Regions from separate parts of the Mus musculus genome. Here region 1 is linked to region 2. A link is a contact called in ENCODE POLR2A ChIA-PET data. All regions are on one chromosome and are shown on one strand. Each heading gives the region's core, a stretch centred on a gene start or an enhancer-like site at or near the end of the contact. The rest is flanking DNA. Distances are from core to core; before and after follow the strand shown. Region 1 holds the start of Mta2 (metastasis-associated gene family, member 2). Region 2 holds the start of Ttc9c (tetratricopeptide repeat domain 9C).

Evidence for each region. ChIA-PET counts read pairs that join two places held with the same protein, here RNA polymerase II (POLR2A).
Region 1: POLR2A ChIA-PET joins it to region 2 with 12 read pairs in embryonic stem cell. The contact joins the promoter of Mta2 here to the promoter of Ttc9c in region 2. POLR2A ChIA-PET finds 5 or more read pairs at or near these places in 4 of 5 experiments (Patski and embryonic stem cell).

The regions. Positions count from the first base shown.
Region 1 is chr19:8,940,303-8,944,329 of GRCm38, forward strand. Mta2 (metastasis-associated gene family, member 2) reads left to right here and starts at 1,618. Exons shown (of 18, transcript NM_011842.3): 1 at 1,618-2,080; 2 at 3,163-3,230; 3 at 3,711-3,804. The coding sequence starts at 2,053. It overlaps Eml3 (echinoderm microtubule associated protein like 3), which reads left to right. Exons shown (of 22, transcript NM_144872.1): 20 at 277-375; 21 at 601-731; 22 at 828-1,280. The coding sequence ends at 1,031. Gm10353 (predicted gene 10353) reads right to left here and starts at 2,088. Exons shown (of 4, transcript NR_165499.1): 1 at 350-2,088.
Region 2 is chr19:8,817,727-8,821,831 of GRCm38, forward strand. Ttc9c (tetratricopeptide repeat domain 9C) reads right to left here and starts at 1,568. Exons shown (of 4, transcript NM_027412.3): 1 at 1,295-1,568; 2 at 710-958. The coding sequence starts at 947. It overlaps Hnrnpul2 (heterogeneous nuclear ribonucleoprotein U-like 2), which reads left to right and starts at 1,675. Exons shown (of 14, transcript NM_001081196.1): 1 at 1,675-3,087. The coding sequence starts at 2,556.

The DNA.
Region 1 (4,027 bases), core at 368-2,867, 120 kb after region 2:
AGGCATGTCTAAGGCTACATTCTCTGTTTCTGAGACAGGGTTCCCTCTGTCACCTGCGTTTGTAGACCAGGGTGGCCCCCAACTCAGAGATCTGTCTGCCCCACTAGGACTGGGATTAAGGATCTGCACCATCATGCAGGCCTAACTTAAAGCCAAGCCAAGTCAGTGAGAACTTGGGAAGCACACAGTGGGGTTCATAGTGGACGCTATGCCTATGATCAGTTCATGTCGTCAAGTGAGGGAAGAATGACGGCTGAGTAGGCGATTTCCACCTAGGGGATGTGGCTGGAGGCTGCAAACTGCTGAGGAACCGCTATGAGAGCAGAGACCGGGAGTGGGCTACCTATACCTGTGTGCTGGGCTTCCACGTCTATGGTGAGCCAGGATCTGGAATCCGTTAGGAGGGCTGGGGAAACAAGGAAGAACCCATTCTGCCCTCAGAATCCTGGGCGTGTGCCACCTCGGGGTGGGGGTCATAGTGGCAAATCCAGGCTAGGAGGCCCCTTGGGATTGTCTGGAGCGCAGTGGCAACCTGAAGACCTGAAACACTGCAACTCTAGGTTGTGGTAGCAGCCTGACTCAGGCCACCTGTTGTGTTAGGTGTGTGGCCTGATGGCTCTGATGGGACAGACATCAACTCCCTTTGCCGCTCCCACAATGAACGGGTGGTGGCTGTGGCAGACGACTTCTGCAAAGTACACCTCTTTCAGTACCCATGTGCTCGAGCCAAGGTGAGGCTTCAGGGGACCATTGGGCCCAGGTGGGTAGGTTTGGTACCCTGCCATTGCTGCAACCAGTTGTTTTTTTTTTTTTTTTCTCTCATCTAGGCGCCAAGTCGTATGTACTCAGGCCATGGCAGCCATGTGACTAGTGTCCGGTTCACGCACGACGACTCATACCTTGTCTCCTTAGGTGGCAAGGATGCTAGCATCTTTCAGTGGCGAGTGCTGGGGGCAGGGAGCTCTGGGCCCGCTCCTGCCACACCATCTAGAACGCCCTCTCTGTCCCCTGCCTCCTCCCTGGACGTGTGATTGATGCTGGATGGTCTTGTCCCTCTGGTACTGTGGTCTGGCCCCACCCTGGCCAAAACCCCTAGGACCAAGGACAGTCTTTTCCTGTGCTGGCTTTTTCTTTGACTTCATACATTCCCAATTGCGCATTTTTCTGGAGGGGCTAACCACCCCACTGCACACAAAATAACAACAGACTTGCTGGCTGAGCCAGGCAACCCAGCTCCGACACCCTCTGCTCGGTGAGGGGCAATAAAAAGAAAAAAGTAACTGCCTGGTGCTTTTGTGCGGCGGGTCCCCTCAGGGGCCCAGTTGTGTTAGGATGAAAGAAAAAAGTGCAGGGCGGGAAGAGAAAAGGGAGTTCAGACCAAATATGCAAATAACAGGCAAAGCGGCTTGCAAATAACCTCAAGAAGAGTGAGGGCGCGCGCGCGCCTTTCGACGCCACTGCCGGGGAGCTGCTAGGACCCATAGTGCAAAGAGTTAATTCCGGCTCCTCACCGCCCTCAGGGGCGGGGTCGAGCTGCAACGGAAATAACCGAGCGCGAGGCCGCGGCTGAGCGAAAGGAGCCGAGTTCCTTCCGGAAGTGGCCGATCTGCGGGGTCTTGCTCTCCGACCTGAGCCGAGCGCTGGGCCTTGTTCTCCGGATCGGCCGAAGGTGTTCCGGAAGGAGGCGAACCCGGACGCGGGCAGGGCAAACCTTGCCAGCGGTTGGCACCGCACGACGTCTGCTGGGACTCGGTGAGGACGCTAGGAGCTGGAACCTCACTCCGGTCAGGCAGGAATCGAGCTCGTTCCGGAAGAAGCCGAGTAGACCGGAGCTGGCCTCGGTGTCCCGGCGTGAGGCTATAGCAGTGTCGTCGTCGCGCGGGCAGTGATGAGCCGCGGCGGCTGAGCGAGCAGAGGTGCCGGCTGCTCGGGCCCCATCGACACTTCCGCGAAGCGTCAGCCACGCGCTGGGGGCTTCGTCTGGAGCTGAGCTTTGCCCCCGCGAGCCTCCGGGACCTCTTTGTGTGGCCGGAGGCGGCGGCGGGAACGGCCATGGCGGCTAACATGTACCGGGTGGGAGGTGAGTACCCTGAGCGGAAGAGGCTGAGGCCGGGATCAGGGAGACTCGGTGTCCGCAGGCGCGGGGGAGCCACATCTGGGGTCGTGTGGGCCGCGGCACCGACCGGAACCGGAATCAAGAGCCATGGTTCCGCGGCGGCGACGCTATCGGGCGCAGAGTCTACCGCAGAGGCTTACCTGCAGCCGTAACGGTGCTCTTGAGACCTGTGACTGGATCGCCGGGCTGGAAGTGGCCTTGGCTTTGGAAGGGGCCCGAGTGACCCACCGTCCGGCCAGCCGCGCTAGGGGCTAGGCGCGCAGGGGTTTTCTTTTCTGTGGCGGCTTGTGCGTTCGCGAAGGTGGGGCCTGAACAGTTTACTCAATTCTCCTATACAAGGATGCAACTTGAGTGCAAAGTTGTATGGACTCCAGGGAAATTCTTGTTCTTGTTTCTTAAGTCTCACTTTTGAGTGAAGATCTGACTTTAGAACTGGGTGTTGCAGGGGTAGGGGGTAAAAACTCATTTCCTTTTTCTTCTTTTTTCCTTGTTTCTTTTTAGACAAGGTTTATTCTCTGTGTAGTCTTGGCTGTCCTGGGACTCATACTGTAGACCAGGCTGTCCTCGAACTCAGAGATCCGCCTGCCTCTGCCTCCTGACTGCTGGAATTAAAGGTGTGTGACACCACTGCCTGGCAAAGTATTTCCATAATATCTCTTTTCCTTCCTTCCTTTTTTTTTTTTTTTTTTTTCTTTTTTTCTCTCTTCTCTTCCCCCACCCCCCATTTCCTTTTTGAGGCAGGTTTCCCCCTTGTTTCTTTTGAGACAAGGTTTCTCTGTGTAACCCTGGCTGTCCTGGAACTTGAGCTGTAGACTTGGCTGGCTTTGAACCAAGAGCCTGCTTTGGTCTCCCAGACTGCTGGGATTAAACGCATATGCCACCACTGTCCAGCTAATGACTAGTACTTATTTTCTTAACTCTCTCCTCTTGCTCATCTCCACTTCATCTCTATCTAGAATTTTGTCTCATTTTGGTCCACACAGAGCGACTTTTTCATCTGGGTGCCCTCTCCTCTGATCCTCTTGTTTCTTCCCCACCTCCTACAGATTACGTCTATTTTGAGAACTCCTCCAGCAATCCTTACCTGGTTAGACGGATTGAGGAGCTCAATAAGGTGAGTGGAGTTGGTTTTTTTTTTTTTTAATGATACAGGGTCTCTCTATTATGTAACCTTGGCTGCCTGGAACTTGCTGTGTAGACCAGGCTGATCTTAAACTCATGGAGACCCTTTTCATTGGTTCTGAAATTATCTTTGAGTATTAAGTCTTTACTGCTAAGTTTTTCTAGCTCTTCTACTTAGACCCTTAAGGAGATATTGCTTTTGACTCTGCGCACTTCCACTCCCCCACCTCCCCCCAGCACCTCCACTTTCTTTTGTTGTTGTTGTTGTTTTGTTTTGTTTTGAGACAGGGTTTCTCTGTGTAGCCCTGGCTGTCCTGGAACTCATTTTGTAGACCAGGCTGGCCTTGAACTCAGAAATCCGTCTGCCTCTGCCTCCCGAGTACTGGGATTAAAGGCGTGCACCACCACACCCGGCATGCATCTCCACTTTCAAATGGCCAATTTTCCTTCTCGGTTTTTCTCCCTCCTTTAGACTGCAAATGGAAATGTGGAAGCAAAGGTTGTCTGTCTTTTCCGGCGAAGGGATATTTCTAGTAGCCTCAACAGCTTGGCTGACAGTAATGCTCGTGAGTGTCTTCATTCCTTACCCATCTCCCTTCCCCAGGATCTGAGGACTAGACATGTTCCTGCAGGTGTTTCCCCTGGCAGCATGCCCAAGGGAGGGTGTGAGTTTGGGGGGGGGTGGGAAGTGCCTGGTCTGCGGAGGGAGGCCTGTTGTTACACGTTGGGGTTGGAAGCAGGGCGGGCAGACCATGATAAGGAAAGCCAAAATGAGGCTTATGTGTGTGA
Region 2 (4,105 bases), core at 318-2,817:
ATGACTATCTCCATTTTTCAATTTATTTTTTTTTGTTTTGTTTTGTTTTTTATTTTGTTTGTTTTTTTGAGACAGGGTTTCTCTGTGTAGCCTTGGCTGTCCTGGAACTCACTTTGTAGACCAGGCTGGCCTCGAACTCAGAAATCCGCCTGCCTCTGCCTCCCAAGTGCTGGGATTAAAGGCTTGCGCCACCACGACGGGATACAGTTAATTCTTACTTGTTTGAATTAGGGTATTAGCACACATCACAGGCTAGTCTGGCTCTCAAACTTGAAGCCATTTTTCTACTTGGACTTCTCCAGTGCTGCAATTACAGGTGTTAGCATCATTCTTCGAAATAAACCCATTCTAGGTCCACCAAATCAAGATATCTGGGCTTTAGAGCCCAGGAAGTAGTTTCAGGTGAGGTTTGTGAAATCCCGCTTGCTTTTAGAATACTCTACAAATTGGAAACAGGTTTCAATCGACTGCTAAATAGCCAGGTGGCAGTGAAAAAGAACATCTTCCAATGTTCACAGGGCTTGATGATTCTATCTTTTTTGTTTGTTTTGCTTTTTGATACAGGGTTTCTCTGTGTAGCCCTGACTGTCCTGGAACTCACTCTGTATTTGAACTGCCTCTACCTCCTGAGTAGTGGGATTAAAGTCATGCTCCACCACTGCCCGGCCCTGCGGTCTTGATTCTCTGCCCACGCTCGTCCCATACTTACCAGCTAGGTTGTTGTAGCAGTGGGTCTGGATGGTGTGCAGTATGTTTTCTTGCTCCGGTGTGAGAGCTGGGCCCTGAGGTCCCAGACTAGAAAGAGGGGAAGGCAGACTTGGGTCCAGACCCCGCAGCTGAAGAAGAGCTCGATGGTACCTACTCACAGCATCTCGGTACTTTCCTTCCCGGTAGCGCTGGTTTCCTTCCTCCTTGTATACCTGAGCCTCCTGAAGGCGCTTCTCCATGACTGTTGGAACTGTTAAATGAAAGAGAAACTGAAGCAGTAGAATGGGATCAAAATAAATGATTAGAGCATCGATTTCGTAAGCAAGAAGCTCGCAGGGATGTGGGTTTTGCTGTTTTTACTAGTCCCATCTATTCTCCTGTGCTAGTTTTCAGTTTCCAGAAGTACCGCAAACTAAAAAAAGGAATGATGTGAGGATAGTGAGGCCATTGACCAAATGAGTTCCATTAGAAGAGATCCCGGCGTGATTACAGACACTAGGGAAATCCAAAGGCCCGACTAAACGTTCCAAGTGTGTGACCGCCCGCAAAATTCGTTTCCTTCTTTCTCTGAGGCACACCCCCTGACCTGGAAGAAGATGGAGTAGGCGGGAACAAGTGAAACAAGTCAAAAAGGCTTCGCTCCTTTCCAATCTCTTTATTTGTCCTTATCCAACAAACATTTGTTGATGGTTCTGCTGTTAATTGAGGAACCGAAGTGAGTGAGGCCTGAGTCTCCAGTCCACAAGTGAGGCACAAGAGGCCGGAAGCATTGTGCCCAACAACCGCACCACAGCGGAGGCCCAAGCCGGAAGACTCCTCCAGGAATTCGGTTTAAGTTGCAGGAGCACAGAGAGGAAGAGACCAGACCTGCCAGCAGTTTAGCCTCTAACGGGGCACGCGCATTGCGTCATGCCACCCAATCAGAAAGGAGTCTAGAAAAGTAATCCCGCAGAACCGGCCCCGCCTCCCCAGCGGACCAACCCGGAAAAAAAAAATTCCCGGCCACTTCTCCAATAGGAAAAAAAGCCGCACGATATCGGAGGACCAATCAGAGCAACAGACTACGATTCAAGCTGGCCAACGAGAGAAGGAAGGGGTGGGGTTGGCGCCTCTGTTGCTGGGTAGATGTTTAAGCACAGAAAGAGGTCCCGGCATTGCTCTCTCCCTCTCTCTCTCTCCCTTGATGCTGGAAAGGCCTTTCCCTCCTGGCTACGAAAACCCTGCACCACCCATCCTTCCAGCTTGGCTTCGGTTACTAGTCTCAGAAGTTACAGTCAAAGAATAAGCAAGAGAGGACATCGAGTAAGCCCTAGGGTGCTCCGGTAATTGGGAGCGGGCAGGAAGTAAGAGACCTGAGATGGGCGGGACTCCGGCGCGACTGCGCAGAGCCTACGACTGAAGTACGGAAAGAGGAGCGCGCTCACGCTTCCGTGCTACGAGGCACTTGAGCCGCAGCCAGCCTTGCCCGACTCAGGCCCCTGTGCGGCTGCGCGGTTAGGCCGCTTGCGCTGATTGGCCCGGATCTCTGAGAGGAGGGAGGGGAAGTGAGGGAACTCCGTCGTCCTCGGCGCGCACTCCCCCGCGGTCGAGTACAGAGTGTGTCGGAAGCTGCTCCTCGCCGTCTTGTTTTGCGCTCAGTGAGCCGAAAGGGGCAGGGCAGGAGGAAGGCGACATAAACACGCCGCGAAGACAGCGCGGCCTCTGCCTCTGTGTGCGTGCGCTTGCTAGCGCGGGCTCAGTGCTGGCGCGGGAGGCGGAGGCGGGCGGCGGCGGCGCCTGCGCGGTCGGGCTCGGTCGACAGTTCGCAGGGGAGGAGGCGGCGGGAGGCGGAGGAGGCGACGGCGGCGATGGAGGTGAAGCGGCTGAAAGTGACCGAGCTGCGGTCGGAGCTTCAGCGGCGGGGCCTGGATTCGCGCGGCCTCAAAATGGATCTGGCGCAGCGTCTTCAGGAGGCACTGGATGCTGAGATGCTGGAGGACGAGGCCGGCGTTGGTGGGGCCGGGCCCGGTGGGGCCTGCAAGGCGGAGCCTCGGCCTGTGGCCGCGTCGGGCGGAGGCCCGGGCGGGGACGAGGAGGAGGAGGACGACGACGAGGAGGAGGACGAGGAGGCGCTGCTTGAGGACGAAGACGAGGAACCACCACCTGCTCAGGCTTTGGGCCAGGCCGCGCAGCCGCCTCCGGAGCCCCCGGAGACGTCAGCCATGGAGGCCGAGTCCGAAGCTTCCGACACACCGGCGGAGGCCACGGCTGGGTCAGGTGGGGTAAATGGTGGCGAAGAGCATGACAACGGCAAGGGGGAGGAAGACGGGCCGGAGGAACGGAGCGGAGACGAGACTCCGGGATCCGAGGCACCGGGTGACAAGGCCGTAGAGGAACAAGGTGAGGAACTGGCAGCCAAGCCGGGCTTCAACCTGCCGGGTGCGTCTCCGATCCAGCACCCCACCCTGCACCGCGCTATCTGATTCCTTGTTTCCACTTGCCCGAAAGTGCACTGTTCTAGTGGCTTTTTGATGAGATTCTCCTGGGAAGGTGGCTTTCATCCGCTGTCCATCTTTTTGAAGGTTTGGGCGTCTTGTCTTTACACTGTTTGCAGGAGGGAGGTTCCTGCCTAACGTGGTTCCTTGGTGTTAGTGGATGGAAGTGTGTGTGTGTGTGTGTGTGTGTGTGTGTGTGGCTTTCGAGCTACCTGTGGATCAGTCTTCTGGTGCCCACCCCTCTTTAGCAGAATACCTTTAGCCGCAAATATGCTGAAAAATTGGCGCTCTCCCGAGACCAGTTGGAAGCTAAGGCCTGACAGTTCGTTCCTTACCTTAAAAATGTTAAGCAAAAAACAGTCCGTGAAATGCTGCTCTGTCAAACCCAAGTTAGTCTTCAAAGAGACTCTGGATATTTAACCTTGCTCCTTCCTGCTTAAGCCGTCGGAGACAGTGTGTGAGCCTTTTGGGTTTAATCATTAACTAGCAAAGAGAAACTTAGTCTAGTAACATTTTAGTAGAATGTTAGTTACTTGACTGGGGCTTTTTACTTTGTCCCTGTTGTGTTTATATTTTAAGTCTCCTGTCCAGGCTGTAAATAAGCATATTTATAGACTTATTCTACACTGGTGCCCTTAAGGCTCCTAACTAACTGAGCTGAAATGATTTAGGGGTTCTAGTGGAGTAACCTTGTGGTAGGTTTGTGGAAACTTCCCCCAGGAGTTAACGACTTTCTCCTTTTGAAATGCTTGCATGGTTAGAGCTAACCTATAGTGACTGTCAGGAGGGAGAGCTGCTTCTAAGTTTTACTTCCAAGTAGGTTTTTTTGCCTTAGAGTTTTTTGTACTGTTTCGTTGTTTCTTGGTTTTTGTTCTGGATCTTAGTGTTATAAAATTGGAATCTATTTTACAATGATTGTATGC